Linked DNA regions of Homo sapiens: region 1 is linked to region 2. Evidence: read pairs that join two places in POLR2A ChIA-PET (ENCODE). Cell type or tissue: PC-9. All regions are shown on one strand. Links, peaks and the distances in the headings refer to the core of each region. The heading gives the core; the rest is flanking DNA.

What was found. Peaks named below come from ENCODE experiments on the same cell type or tissue, not always from the same donor. Only the 100,000 strongest peaks of a DNase experiment are listed, where the experiment ranks them.
Region 1: POLR2A ChIA-PET joins it to region 2 with 5 read pairs; 2 of 35 experiments call an interaction of 5 or more read pairs at or near these places.

The regions. Positions count from the first base shown.
Region 1 is chr7:134,737,212-134,745,252 of GRCh38, reverse strand. The region is part of intron 1 of LOC124901750 (a long non-coding RNA gene); the gene reads left to right. It also overlaps a transcript of CALD1 not described here. Among named protein-coding and RNA genes, the nearest start is that of CALD1, 38 kb to the left of the region's middle. RefSeq lists an enhancer at 2,470-3,123. In PC-9, for the core only: no CTCF peak of the experiment used is centred there; no DNase peak of the experiment used is centred there.
Region 2 is chr7:134,524,208-134,532,248 of GRCh38, reverse strand. AKR1B10 (aldo-keto reductase family 1 member B10) reads right to left here and starts at 4,682. Exons shown (of 10, transcript NM_020299.5): 1 at 4,272-4,682; 2 at 1,439-1,606; 3 at 225-341. The coding sequence starts at 4,337. In PC-9, for the core only: no CTCF peak of the experiment used is centred there; DNase peaks (open chromatin) are centred at 4,078 and 4,788; H3K4me3 peaks cover 3,939 bases; H3K27ac peaks cover 5,000 bases.

The DNA.
Region 1 (8,041 bases), core at 1,809-6,808, 210 kb before region 2:
TGAATTGGGATGGAGAAAATAAGGGAGGTATTTATTTGATTAACTTTTTAAATGGAGTTTTAATTTTATCTTCTCTGGTAAGAACACCTAGGTTATAGGTTACTGCTGTACAGCAGAAGTGGGTTTGGATGCATTTATTTTATTAATTAAACACACACTTATTGTGTGCCTATAAGGTGCAAGGTACAGTGCTAAAATCCATGTGGAGGTACAAAGTGAAATCTATCCTAAATCTTGCCTTCGTGGAGCTTATAAATCAGTAGAAGAGATTAGATAAATGTGATTAGAGAAATTTGAACATAAATTACTATGATACGTGGCACAATTAAACACATGCCTGAAAGACATGGAAGTAAAGTTCTATGAGAGTCCAGAGAAAGGTGGGCTGCTTCTTTTCTCCAGGAGAGGCTTCCTGGAGAAGAGGCATTTCAGCTGCCCTTTCAAGAGCAAAGAGAGAAAAGCCTTCCAAGGCTCTTCAAGGAAGAGCAGAAACAAAGGGTGTAGCTAAGGAAAGGATGAGGCTCCTCTAGGGAACGACTTGCAGGTATTTATCATGGTAACCAAGCCGACTCTGCCAATGTTTGGTGAAGAATATTGCTCTAGTAAACTTACTTTAATTAGCTTACTTTAATTTTTCTTGGTTTCTGGAGGAATTCAGGTAACATCTACATATGTGATGTTACCTCCTCTGCTTTCAATATGTCCAACATTTCATACATAAAATTATTAAATTAATCTTGCTCTCTCTCATTCTTTCTGCACATGTACACACACACACACACACACACACACACACACACACGACTTCCTGATAGAAAAAAATAAAATAAATGTTTAAAACCAACTTTAAAGAGGCAAGACTTCTGATTTTCTTCATTAAATAACCAACCTGCATTTCAAGCTGCACACTAAATCCCATCAGAGACATCTAGAGGTAGACCCAGTCTTGCCTCCTGAGAATGAAGTCAAAAGATTTCAGGCCTGAGAGCAGGCTTGAATATTTCCTCAGCCACTTTACCTCCCCTAGAAAAGCGACAGTTCTGTGTAACAACACCCATTGTCTGCTTTAATAAAAATCTCTCTCATTACTACAAGCTGCTACTAGAGAAGGTTTACCATTGGCCAAGGGCTTAACCTTGAGGCCCTGTTCTTGCATCTTCTCTCCTCGGTCTTCCCCTCGACCATGGCTGCTGCAGGAAAAGAGGGGTCCGCTGTCATCCAGACCTTAACACAGCCCGCTTATTTTTAAAATGATCACAAACAACTAATCTGATTGGCTATTTTTCATTGATTGTATCAGAAGACTTCAGTGGGGAAATTAACCAACTGCTTGAGGATCATACTAAAATAGACCTCAACTTTACGCATGTGAATTCTTCTGCCCCGGGGAACAAGTAATTTCTGCTATGTGATTGTGCAAATAAACTAGATTTAAGTCTTATATTTGTGAGAAACTCCACAAGTAAAGTCATGCAAATCTCAAAAGGTGAATTCAACAAAAAGTGGACAGAAGTTAGACTACAGACACTGTCACAGATTATGTTAGGATACAGATATTTTAATAACCAGCAACACTTTTCTGATTGATTCCAAGCTAATAGTATCCAGCACATGCTGCTTATGTCTCTTTCATTAACAAAATGCTAAATTGAGTCATTGCACAGAGAACATCTCCACTTTGAAAGAGATGTTCGACAAAACAGCAAGATCACTTTACCAGGCATCAGAGGAAAGAAGTTAAGTATTTGCTGAGCTCTCAGAGAAGGAAATGAACTCCAATTCCCACCCCCCTTAGATTTGCTCAGGATTGTGAAGAGCTGAAAAACTTCAAAGTATAACAAAACTGAGGCTCGATTTTAGAAATATAAAGCATTTGGAGTAACTAATTTGGCCAAATATTTATGTTTTGGTGCATAGTTGAACTGCTTATCAGACCTTCAGGAATTCTTTGTTTTTCATTTTTGTGCTTTTATTTCCTCTCCTATCTTCTCCTCCCCTCAACAGAAGCAAAACACCCTTTGGCAATGAAAGTTGAAGATGCTTCTTCATGGAAGAACCAAGCCAGGGCCAAGGGGGCTGATCCCCAAGTTTCCGCCAACTGCACTTAAAGCAGTCATCTTCCCCTCCCACTAGCTCTCTTCTGAGAAGTGCTGGGAAATGTGGAAATCCCTAAGGCCTCCCAGGAAAGAAACAAAAATCTTTTCCTATGAGTATAAGATCTTAGATTGACTTTAAAAGGCTGCTGTAAAGGGCTGGCTTTTGTGGCTTTACAAACTGAGGCAGAAAGGTAGGCAGGGAGGGTTCCCAGGAGCCTCCATATCTGGTGGACCTCTCTTCCCACTATCAGTACTCACCAGCCTTCCCTGCCACCTCCCACAATCTCTCTGCAGTCCTAACCTTAAAGAAACAGAACACTGCTCAGGGAGATGATGCTCATTTATAAAAAAGAAGGGTAGGTGTTAGTTACACTGCTAACTTCCAGTGGAGACAGGGCAAAGGGAAGGCACTTGGACAGTCTTTGTGGGAAATTATGCTGAGATGTTCGATACTGGTAAGAAGGGCAGAGGAACCGCTGTTTCTCCTTTAATCTCCAGGCTGACCTCTGCTTTCAGGGCTGCCTGCGGTGACAAGTTCTGCATTTCCTATTAGTTTCTTCACCTTCCAGCCCTGGGGGCTGCTGAACCACACCAGAGATCCCAGGTGGGCCCCAACCAGCCCCTGCCAGCAGATCTCTACTGCTCCCAGGCTTCAAAGCCCACAGGACTTCGAGCACATTCCAAGACATTCCACAGCTGGGAGGCTGGGAGCCTGGAATGTCTGGATCCCACAGAGGGAAGGTGTCCCAGCATGCTCCCCCATCCCAACCACATTTCCCCAAAGATCTCAAAGCATTCTCCAAGGGTGATCTCATTTACTAATAGACATTTATTTCCATTTTCATCGTTACTGTTAGGAATGGCCTTCTTTTGCATGAATGTCACTTTGAGTTTTTTCACATAGCCTATCTCATGGTAAGAACATCACCTTGGGAACCAAGAACCCAGTTATTACTAAACTACTAATTGGATAACACTTAAGCCCTTTCCAGTGCACAGACTTTTGAAATTTAACAATGAAGCAGCAAGGAAATGACTGTTCCAGTTCCACCCATTGAAAGAGAAAAATGTAATGTGGGGCCAAGACATACATCACAAATGTGTGTGTCTGTGTGTGTGTGTGTGTGTGTGTGTGTGTGTATCAATACCTCATAGTGCTAGTGCTACTGCAGTTTTCAGGACTTCTATATCCTTAACTGTAGAATGAAGACAATAACACCACCTTTCAAAGTTCTTGTGATCTTGCTATAGTGACTGGAACATAGTAGGCATTTAATGAATGTTTGCTGAATAAATACCCTGATGGGTGAATAAACATAAAGTTTCAGGGTTTGTTTCCTCATCTCTTAACTTGCCACGTTTAATTCACAAGGCAATTTGGAGGATTAAAGGACATCCAGGTTTTTAAAAATGGCTTTTGAAAATAAAAAACGAACTGTAAAAAACACCAGATTATTATTGCACATGTGACTACTAGCATTGGTGCCCAGGTGTGTCAAAACCTCATGGATCTATATCTTTTTTTTAAATATGCATTGGGCACTAAAGCAACTCCCTGTACAGGGAGTAACTCTGCCTTTTTGGTTCTTTCTATAGCTTTGTTTTTATGTGTTAATTGACTCAAACCCATTAAAACTATTGAACATGAATTGAGTGCTTGAGATCAAAGAGTTTCAGAGCTAATATGGTTTGGCTGTGTCCCCACCCAAATCTCATCTTGAACTGTAGTCCCATAATCCCCATGTGTCATGGGAGGGACCTGGTGGGAGGTAATTGAATAATGGGGGTGGTTACCTCCATGCTGGTCTTGTGATAATGAGTTCTCACAAGATCCGATAGTTTTATAAGGGGCTTTTCCCCCTCTTCACTTCTCCTTACTGCTGCCATGTGAAGAAGGACGTATTTGCTTCCCTTTCCACCATAACTGTAAGTTTCCTGAGGCCTCCCCAGCCTTATGGAACTGTGAGTCAATTAAACCTCTTTCCTTTATAAATCACCCAGTCTCAGATGTGTCCTTATGGCAGTGTGAGAATGGACTAATAATACAAAGCTCAAATGGGCAGATAGCATGTGGGATAGGAGTATCAGTCCTAGAGTCCAAATGACTGATTTTTGTGCCCTGACCCCCAGATTTACTAAGGTACCTAACCTCGCTATGCCTCAATTCATCCATAAAATGGGGACACTAGTAGAATAATTTCATAGAATTGCTGTGAAGATTGAATAAGATCCATGTGTAAAGCATTTAGAGAAGTGCCTTGCACATGGTAAGAATCCAATAAATGCTAACTCCAACCATTGTTGGTGGTATTGCTATTATTATCCCTTTGCTAATGAGCTTGCAGTCTAGTGGAGAAGACAGACCATAGAACAAAGCTGGAGGAGTAGTGCAGCACGAAAAAGGTTACCAGCAGTATGCCTTGGGTGCAGAACCAGGAGACATCTTTATTCACAATCCTCATCACCTCCTCTGCGTAGTCTCTAGTTTGTCACTGTTCCAATGTACACAGAATTTAAAAATAATGTCCCAGATTCCATGTGAGGAGCACAGAGCCTAACGCTTCTCACGATCATCACACAATGCTTCCATTAATGCAGTAAGTTTGTGGAGCCATATCACACTGTTGGCTCACATGAAGCTTTTGGTCAAACAAGACCCCCAGGGCCTTTTCACATCAACTGCTGCCAAGTTGCATGTTCTCCATCCTGTATCCCTATAATTCTTTTTTGGACCTAAAAATAAGACTTTGCATTTATCCTTATTACATTTTGTGTTTTTAGTCTTGGCCCAGCATTGCAGCATGTCAAGATAATTCTAAATCTTGATTCTGTCAACTCTCTTATGTCTTTTTTTTTAATCCCCTCCAGACTTGTGTCATTGCATATTTGATCAGCATACCTACTACTTCCTCATTCAAGGCACTGATTCAAATGTTGACCAAAATGAGGCTAAGAGAATAGTCCAACAGTTCAATTGCAGAGCCCTCAGCATACTTAATTGTGTCCACTAATCATTTTGGGTATGATTGTTCAAGTAGTTTTAAATTCATTGAGAGGTATCCCTATTTCATCATTTTATTCAAAATACCTTGCTGATATGAAGTTACACTGGGTCTATGACATTCTTGAAGATTATTTTATCTGAAATGTTCCTGAAATGCTTGTATCTCCCTTAAATTTTATAAGAATATCAATTTCTACATCTAGATTATCAGTGAAGAATGTAGTGGACATCATTTAATAGGTGACTTAAGAATAAAATTATGCCATTTGATTGTTACTCTTGGACTCCAATTTGAGGCTTTAGTTTGAAGGTGCATTTGCTAGAATATTTGCCTGCCTCAACAAAGAGCCTCCAAAATCTCAGTGGCTTAAGACAACGGAAGCTTATTTCTCACTCACGTGAAGTCACATGAAGTGATCCTGATTGACAGGCTGCCTTCCATGTGTCATTAAGGAAATCTAATTTCTTCTATTTAGTGGCTTCCTTCTCCTCTTGTTCTTTGCAGTTCTAGGAAGTCAGCAGTTAATGGGGAAAGGAGACAGATGATGGCATGTGGAATGTTTTTATGGTCCAGGCCTGGGAGTAGTGCACATCAGTCACGTGACCACCCTACCTGCACGGGAGGCTGGGAAGTGCATTTCATGTATATGCCCAGCAAAACCAGAAAGTGAACAGCAAGCTTGGCTTAAAAACAGATAGAAAACATAGTTTAGGTGGGACTCACATGCTATTTCATGTTAAGTATGGTATTAAACCTGACAGTATAGGGGGTTGATGGATCAGAAGTGATAAGACCTAGGTTCTAATTCCAGGTCCATCATTTATTGGGTAAATGTAACCTTGGATAAGTCACAGAACTGTACAATTGCTAGGCTTAAGAGACTATCTTGGTCCATTTTGTCCGTTGCTAAATCCCTTTTGTTTGTGCCCATTTGTGTCACATTGTGTGGGCTGATCTCTTCCATATAGTTTTTGCTTGTTTCCCACTATAGAAAACAGACAAGCTCCAAAAACCATTCAAAGTAAAGCTCTGCCCCACTTACGTTGCTTCTATGACTTGAAGTCCAGTCACCAATGTTCCCTCCATAATTAAACTTAAGCAGCAGGCATTGAGTGCCTGTCGAGACCAGGACATGTGCTAAGTTGTGGATTGATACAACGAATCCTAAAATAAATAAAAACACTTGCACATGGTAAGAATTCAAAACTTCAGAATGAATTCAAAACTACTTGAACAATCATACCCAAAATGATTAGTGGACACAATTAAGTCTGCCCAGGGCTCTGCAATTGAACTGTTGCGCTATTCTCTTAGACTCCTTTTGGCCAACATTTGTATCAGTACCTTGAATGAGGAAGCAGTAGGTATGCTGATCAAATGTGCAATGACACAAGTCTAGAGGGGACTTTAAAAGAGACATAACAGAGTTGACAGAATCAAGATTAAAATTATCTTGACATGCCGCGATGCTGGTCCTATAGTTGAGGATCCATCTGACAGTTTTATATACCAGACAGCTCTCATCTAATTTGTTAATAAGAATTTTCAACAGCGAACAATCAAAATCTTCACTAAAACTACTAGAAAATATATTTAATTGGAGGCCAGATAATAGATGACCTTAAATGCAAGGACAGGGAATTTAGACTATTCCACACGCAACACGTGGGCTGTCAACAATTGTTAAGCCAGAAAATCTCACAGTCAAACTGAAGAAAACATAAAGCGTAGATGAAAGAACCTCTAATTCTGATGAGATGGCAGGCTGAAATCACTGGGAAACTCTGCCTTTTGTGTATGCCTAGGATTTGAGGATCAAATATAACAAAACAATTTTTTATGCAAAACTAAGATCACAGAAAGAAGGGGAAATCACAGAAAGAGAAAGAATGAAACCAAGCAAGTTAGCGTGTGAACTGATTCTCCATTTCCCGCAGAATTGGAGTGAGTCACAGAGCTTCAGATTCTGTGGAACTTGGGTTTTAATGACCACAGGAGATAAAGCATTGAGCCTGAACAAGATGGGGGTGGAAATGAGACTTCCTCATAAAGCCAACACCCTTGGAGGCCTGAACCGTCAGGGAGGATATGAACCAGAAAAAAAGAAATTTCTCAACCAGCATAGCAGGATGACACAGAAACACATTTGTCTCTCTTTGTGGAAAAAAACATCTTTCAAAATCTTTGAGAATATGAAACTCTGGACCTACTCTACATACGAATTTGGTTTTTAAAATTACCCTATTGGAATAGCCCAGAAAGTTCCAAGCCAAGAAATTAATGTAAAAACTGGTCCCTGGCTAATAATATTTTGGAATGGCTGGCAGAAGCAATTACAAAAATACTCCAGAGAGACATTCCACCATCCAGAATGCAAGGTGGTTTCACAGGAGCAAGCAAGCCCACACGAAATGAGCTCACAATAAAAGGAATTACAAAACACTGGAGGAAATAATCCATCCTGGGCAGGAGTCTGTAGATACTACTCACATTAGAATTCACGAGCACTACCTCCTGCCTCCCAAGAAACCGAGGCTCTAGAACAACAACATAAAAGATAATACAAAATAAGCATGTTTAGAATGATTGAAGACATTACAGAAGGAAAGAAATCCACAAGATAAACAATACCATGACCAAAAAAAGGCAGATTTTTTTTTAAAGAACTAAATAGAAAGTGTAGAAATAAAATGCATAGTTATTTAAACTAAGAACTTAATGGAGGCCAGGTGCAGTGGCTCATGCCTGTAATCCCAGTACTTTGGGAAGCCAAGGTGGGAGGATTTCTTGAGCTCAGGAGTTCAAGACCAGCCTGGGAAAGTTGGCAAAACCCCGCCTCTACAAAAAAAAATTACAAAAATTAGCCGGGTGTGGTGGTGTGCACCTGTAATCCTAGCTACTCAGGAGGCTGAGGTGGGAAGATCGCTTCAGCTCAGGAGG
Region 2 (8,041 bases), core at 1,759-6,758:
AAGAAAACCCAGGCATGTGGCCACCTCAGCAGCACACATGGCCTCAACCTCCCTTCCAGGCCAGTGTGTTTCTTCTCCAAGGTCTCTTCCTGACCACCTGCCATTCCCAATTATGAAATGCAAGGCCTCCTGCCCCAGTCCACACCACCCCACAGCCCTGGTGCAGCTACTATTTTCTGGCACCTGCTCAGAAACTAGAGGCTGAGAAAGAGAGTGTCTTAAACCTTGAATCCCTGTGGCCAGTGAATAAGATAGACGTCCAGATAGCTCAGCTTCAGGTCCTTGAGGGTCTTCTCAAAGGCTTTCCTCACAAGGGGTCTCTCAAAGAAAGTGGGCCACAACTGCAAAGAGTGTAGCAATGAGCTATTAATACTGGGAAAAGGAAGGGCCACATTGTACTCATTGTCCCTGCTTTTTGATTTGCATCCTCATCTAACCCACCACAAGCCATTTGTAACAAAGCTGATTAAGATCCACGACACAGTGTGGAACATCACCAGGGCTCAGCACCTCAATGACATGTCTTAAGTGTTAAAAGCAATTGACTTTTTCAACTGTCCTAGTACTCTATACGTGTCTCAGATCATTGAAGTAAATGTGGCCACAGATTTGAAATTTGTTTACCTGTCTCAGTCTCTTCCTCAGCTGTAGGCTCTCTGAGAGCAGGAATTGTGTGTAGCTTTTAAATGTCAAGCATTCTTAGGCCTTTGGGAGCAGATGGTCCTTTATCTGACCTATCTGATAGGTCCCTTATCAAGCCTATAAGGCCCCAAGTGATAATTTTACAAAGGCTTTATCCAGACTTGGCTGCTACACAGTGAGGTCTATTTGTCCTACCAGATGTATGCATTTTCCAAGTACCTAGAACTAGTGTTATTTTTTTTCAGCAAGTTATGTATAATATAGATCCAGTGATTCTCAGCCCTCTCACACCCAACATCTTCTTCTTTTTTATAACATTGTATCCCTCACCTTTTACTAGAATGAATAAAGAAATTCATATGTGACAATAGAAAAATGCCCCTACCATTTTCTAAAATTCCCCCTGGCTGAGAGTCTCAGGGGCACAGTCACTGAGATCACAGTGCTGAAAGGGAGGCTTCAGATCAAGACCCGCCTGCACCCTTGGCCTCTGATTGCCTCTGGGCAGATGGTAGATCCCTCTGATGGGGAACAGGGAGGCCCAGGGCAGTGCAGGGTTCCATGGAACCAAGCCCACTATGGGAAAACCAACCTACAGGCAGGTGGGGCAGCCACGACATGTTCAAATATCAATAATGGCTTGGAGTATGGATAGTGTTGTATTCACGGATGTTATCAAGGCAGAGATGAAAAGGGGTACATGTAGAAAAGGCTGACAGAGTTCTTGCTGCCAACCCGACCCAGATACTTCTGCCTGCCTTGAAGTGAAGGCCTCCCACCAAATGCACCATTGCACCTTGCTGACGATGAACAGGTCCTCCCGCTTCACAGCCTTCTCTTGGATCTTCTCTTGGATGGCTTCCCCCACTTCATGTTCATTCTGATAGACATAGGCACAGTCAATGTGCCGATATCCTGCATCAATGGCCACCTTCACTGCTTCTTTCACTTTGCCAAGAGGAGACTGAAAGGCAAAAGAAAAGCTCATCACATATGTGTTTTTTTTAAGAGATGGGGCCCTGCCGTGTTGCCCAGGCTGGCCTCACACTCCCAGGTTCAAGCAACCCTCCCACCTCCCGAGTAGCTGGAATTACACCACTCTCAGCAACCATCATATTCTCTTATCCCCAGGCCACCTTCAACAGGCTGCCCCACAAGGCCCAGTTTCTCCAAACCAAGGCCTCACTGGGGTCTCCTTTGCCAGGGGATCTCTGGGAGGATACACACTTTACAAAACTTTTCAAAAGAAAAGAAGGAAAGTGAATTATTTTATGATTATGTCCTTATGTCCTATCCTAGCTAAAAGTCAGTTCCCTTTTCATCCAGGTTAGTCCTGAAATGTCTTCAGGTGTGTGGGGGTGCAGACCGCTCCACTACAACTTTCTGAAGACCCAGATGAAAGCTTGACTCTAAATAACCCCAAGGGATTTTCAGACAATTTCCCCAAATGGTGATAAGGATCTGGATAATGGTCATTACACCATCAATCTGGATTCGATCACTTACTGGGTGTGTGGGTCTAAGCAGGTGATTCAATCTCTGTAAACCTTGTATGCAAAATGGAAAAAAAAATAGCACCAGCCTCATGAGGCCTTTGTGGTGATGAGATGCTGCAATGAATATTAAGCTTTTTGCACATTACCTGACACACAGTAAGGTTCAGTAGAGGCCATCATTATACAATGATCGTTTCAGAAAAAAAAGAGAAATAGAAAACCTTATAGGAATAGAGTTTGTTTTCCACTCCTGTAAAAAGAAAGAGAGAGGGAGGGGAATGACAGAGAGGGAGAGAAAGAAGGGAAGGAAAGAAAAGAAAAGAAAGAAAAAAAGAAAAGAAGGGAAATAGAATTATCACATTTTGTTCTAACCTAGCCAAGCCAATGATGGGGGCAAAAAAGCACTTAAAACTTGATCTCTCACAAAATGGTCTTTTAAACCTCTTCAATTGTGAGATAACAAACATTGAACAGTACACAAAACAGAGATGCACAGCTACCCTACCACCTGGACAAGAAACGAGCTGCTGCCAGGCACCCAGAAGCAGCCCTGTGCCCCCAACCGCTACGCTACACCCTTCTTCACCTCCACTGCTAAGTTCATAATCCTTTAGTCTATCATCCCCACGTGTTGAAGACAGCTCCCTTCATAATTCTTTCATTCAATTCCAAAATTATGAAACTGTCTGGTAAACTCACCCAGGGTGAGTAGATTCCCTGGAGATCTGGAAGTGATTATTTATTCTGTTTATACAGGATTGAAGGTCTGATTTTGGGCAAATCTTGCTATTCAAGCAAGAGACGCTCTGCATGAATCAAGCTGGAAGTGATCTGTTCCTCCAGATACACCAAGAATGTATCCTGAGGATGACCCAGTGCTGCAGCAGAGGGTCCTAACCTCTAGCTTGGGACAGAAGAGAAGAAAAATCAGGGTGCACAGAAGGAAAGAGAGCCAGAGGCAGAAGTCTCAGCAGGGACATTAGCCATGAGGGACAGGAGAGAAGAGGAACTCCAAAGACTGCTTCTCATCACTAGTTAGGGTAGTGCTATCATGGATGGAAATGGCAAAGAAGGCAGAGGGAGGTGGTGATGGAACAACTTGAAACTTAGCCTAACAGAGGCTCGGGAACCTGCCTCACTGAGTCCTGGATGTGCCTTACCACATTTTGCCAGCTGTCGTTAACACAGCCGGGTGGTGCTCACGACTCCCAGCCCAGGCTCTCTGCAGCCCCAGCATGTTGCAGATTTCAATGTGTACAGGAACCACGTAGGGATCTTGTTAAAGTGCAGATGCCCATTAGGTAGCCTGGGTTGGAGCCTGAGACTCTGCATTTTGTTTCTCTCTGTCTCTCTTTCTTTCTCTCTCTCTCTTTCTCTCTTTCTTGCTTTCTTGGATCTCACTCTGTTGCCCAGACTGGAGTGCAGTGGCACAATCACTGCTCATTGCAGCCTTGACCCCTCAGGCTCAACACTCAATCTCCACCTCAGCCTCCCAAGTGGCTGGGACTACAGGTGCGTGCCACCATGCCCAGAAAATTTATTTATTTTTTGTAGAAATGGATTCTTGCCATGTTGCCCAGGCTGGTCTCCAACTCCTGGGCTCAAGCAACCCTCCCGTCTGGATTTCCCAAAGTGCTGGGATTACAGGGATAAGCCACCACACCTGGCCAGTTTGCATTTCTAGCAAGTTTCCAGGTCATAGGGATGCTGCTAGCCCAAGTCTCACACCGTGATCTGCAAAGGGGTGCCAAGGACTTCGGGCTCTGCATCCTCTCCTCAACCACCCAGCCCACAACAAACCCACAGCCAAGACTTGGGGGAAACGTTGAGCCCAATTAAGTGTCCTAGAACCAGAGAGAGAAACTGCCCTGGAAAACAGTTTTAAGTCCAACAGCTGCTTGAAATTTGATACTTGCTAGAGAAGCTCTCATCACTGCTGGGAAAGCCAGCCTTGGAGCTTTGCAGCCTGAATCAGCTCTGAGAAAAGAAAGCAACCTAAGTCCTGGCTCCAGGGCTGAATCTTACCTCTCCAACCCCTGCCCGACCTCCAGGCTTTCCTGGCTGAATGCAGAAAGAGAAAACACCCAAACGCCCCTCCAGAGAAGAAGGGTGTGCAAAGATTTGCATATTTACCTTCCAAGTGCCCAGGCCCACAATGGGCATCTTGGCTTTGGTACTGAGCTCCACAAACGTGGCCATGGTTGGTGCAGAAATGATTCTGAGTGAGCAGGTAGAAGTCTCACGTCCTGCTCTCTGTTGCTGTTTTTGAGACAGTCTTGCACTGTTGCCAAGGCTAGAGTGCAGTGGTGCGATCTCAGCTCACTACAACCTCTGTCTCCTGGGTTCAAGCAATTCTCCTGCCTCAGCCTCCCGAGTAGCTGGGATTACAGGCGCCCACCGTGACTCCCAGCTAATTTTTATATTGTTAGTAGAGACAGGCTGGTCTCAAACTCCTGAGCTCAGGTGATCCGCCCACCTCGGCCTTCCAAAGTGCTGGGATTACAGGTGTGAGCTACTGTGCCCGGCCACAGGCTGCTTAAGAAGGCTGCTGCTATCTACAGTGGGAGGAGTTGGAGCCTGGCCACAGTAGCTTCCCTGCCATAACCAAACAGGAAATCCATTCCAGGCTTTTGTGAGATTGAGGATTCTGTGAATGAATTATTAAACATGGCAACCTTGTGCAAAGTTCTCTCTTAGGTGACAGTATCATTGGAGTTTCTGCTTGTTCAGGATGAGTCAACAAATTCAACACAGCCAAAAGTTGGAAGGTAGGGAGGGAGACAGCAAGGAAGAAAAGAAGAGTTGGAGGAGGGAGGGAAAGAAGTCTGGCCAACATAGTGAAACCCTGCCTCTACTAAAAATACAAAAATTAGCCGGGCGTGGGGGCACGTATCTGCAATCCCAGCTACTTGGGAGGCTGAGAAAGGAGAATCACTTGAACCTGGGAGGCGGAGGTTGCAATGAGCCTAGATCATGCCACTGCACTCCAGCCTGGGCGACAGACAGTGAGACCCTGTCTCAAAAAAAAGAAAGAAAGAAGGGAAGGCAGGAAGGAAGAAAGGAAAGAAGGAAGGAAGGAAGGAAGGAAGGAAGGAGGGAGGGAGGGAGGGAGGGAGGAAGGAAAGAAAGAAGGAAGGAGAGAAAGAAAGCAAAGCAAAGAAGGAAGAAAAAACAAGGGCTTGCTTTCCCTGTGATGGTTTCCTCTGTGAAATAGAGTCTAGGGAGGAGAGGTGAGAAGCAGCGTTTCAATTTTAAAAGTTGCAATTGCAGGTTCAGTGCAGAGATGGTCAAATCCCGACCTGATTGGAGTCAGCTGTAACTAGTTGGTAGTCAGCAATCTAGGGAACATGATATAGGCCTGTGCCATGCTGTGACACGCCATGACAGGCCAGGGCCACGTCACAGCATCTGTTTCAGCCTGCCGGTAGTGGGTTTTTCTGTCTTTTACATGTTCTTGTTGATGAGTTGGCTTTGGTTGAATCTTGAAATGGAATTGAATCTCTAGGCTGTGGCTTATGACAGCTCATAGAAGGCAATTGGCATGATATTTTGCAACTATGAGTGAAAAATCTTATACTTCATTGATGTTTGTTAAATTATCTACTTCAACATTAATAATAATGCATGGGCCGGGCATGGTGTCTCACACCTGTAATCCCAGCACTTTGGGAGGCCGAGGCAGGTAGATCACTTGAGCTTAGGGGTTTGAGACCAGCCTGGCCAACATGGTGAAACCCTGTCTCTGCTAAAAATCCAAAAATTAGCGAGGCATGATGGCACGTACCTATAGTCCCCGCTGCTTGGGAGGCCTGAGAATCCCTTGAACCTGGGAGGTGGAGAATGCAGTGAGCCAAGATGGTGCCACTGCACTATAGCCTGGGCGACAGAGACAGACTCTGTCCCAAAAATAAATAATTAAATACATGCATTCCTCATAATCTGGTGGCCACAAAGTCTCCTGGATATGCACTTGCGGCACTTTATTTTCCCAGTGTATACTGGATGACATGCAGTGCTAGTATTGTTGAAATAGTAAATCCTTAGTGACTGTCAACCTAAATAACAGAGAGAGGGTCCCTACAAGAAAAATATTTCTCTGGGAATAGAGCACTGCAATGGGAATATGCATGCCACAGTAAACTATGTGTATATTTGGGGAAATAAAGGAAGACAAAACTTTTCAAGGAAAAAATGAGGATTATCTAATTGCTTTGAAATAATTAGCCTTGGCTCCAAAGATCAATCATGAAAGTGGTGTTAGTCTGAGGTTGGACACGCAGTTGTTCAGAGGTCCTTGCAGAGTATGTTTTGTGTTCAGTTGCAATGGCCTTTGCTCAAGGTTGTGGTTTTCACCGTCTTTCATGGTACTTTTGGTTTTCAGGTGTACAACCATTAGAACCCTCTTTTCATGGTCTTCCCAGCTGTATTTGTCAGAGTCTTCTGTTTGTTTTTTAACATTAGTGACTCCATTTTGATTCTGACCATTTTCATGTGATGCACAGAATAAAGAAATGTGTATTGTTCATAATAACATTCCTTCCAGAACCACTTAGCTATGAATCAGTGAGAAGGGATATCTTTTTTAGATAATTGAGATTAAGAAGGTATATTGATTAGCTGTTTTCGTGTAACAAACAAACTGGTTATTACAGCAACCATTTATTTGCTTGTGATTTTGTGGGTTGGCAATTTGGGCAGGAATCAGCTGATAAGCCGGTCTCAGAACCACGTGGTGTCTGTCAGCTGGGTTTTCTCACCTCTGTGGGCTTCACTGGGGTGGACTGGGATGTCAGGGAAGGCAGGGACCCTTTTTATGTGTTTTTCATTTTCCATGAGGCTAACTTGGGCTTGTTCATAGGTAGCAGCATTGTAGGAGGCCTACCCTTGGAATGTGTGCAGTGTCACTTCTGTCACCTTCTATTGATCAAAGCAAGTCTCAAGGCCAGGACGGGGCCAAGGAGTAGGGAAATAGATTTCACCTCTTGAGGGGATTTGTTACACAGAATTATGGCTATTCTTAATCAACCCCAGAAGTTTTCATAAGAGTTTTGATTAGCTACTTTCTAGCTTCATGAATTTACCAATCTATTCCTGGTTTTGTACCCTTAAGAAACTCTCATTTTTTAAATCTGATGAATATATGTGCATAAGAAGTTTTACTTTGTTAAAATTAAGTACATACAAAATTGAGACAAAATTATTTTTAGAAGGAAAATGAACGAGTAGTGCCGCTTTTCATTCTCATCCATTTCTCTAAGAAACAGAGGAAGCAGCAACTAATATATCTGAAACAGGGAGGAAAAAGAACAATTCCAAGAATTGTGGGAGTGCAGAGAAGTTTCTGGGCAGAACAGTGTGAGCCAAGGGGTGGAAGCGACTAAGATACATTGGAAGAACGGGAGGAAGCCAGTGTGGGGACGCTCAGAGAGTAGACTTACAGGGTGCCCAGCAGAGTTAAAGCTAGACTGATATGCAGGTACCAGAGGGTCAGGAGCTGCAAAGCTGTGATCATGGAGTTGGATTTACCATGAAGGTAACAAAACTTGACCTTCAGTTGCCTTCACTTGCATGAGCACCATCTTAGGCTTTGTACCTAACATTGAATTCTTAATTTTGTATTCTTTAAAAGAAAACCCCGATCGTACAACTTCAGGATCACAAAATCTGAATCCCCTGTGCATGTTAACATTTTTTATTTTATTTGAGAGCACCAAAGTTTTGTTTTTTAATTTTTCAAAAATCTTTTTATTATGAAATATTTTGAAAATATGCAAAACTACACGTCCCCACCTTCTCTCCTTGTGCTGTATTTGTTAGCTGGGTGTGGTGGCTCACACCACCTGTAATCCCAGCTCTTTGGGAGGCTGAGGCAGGAGGACTACTTGAGGCCAGAAGCAACATAG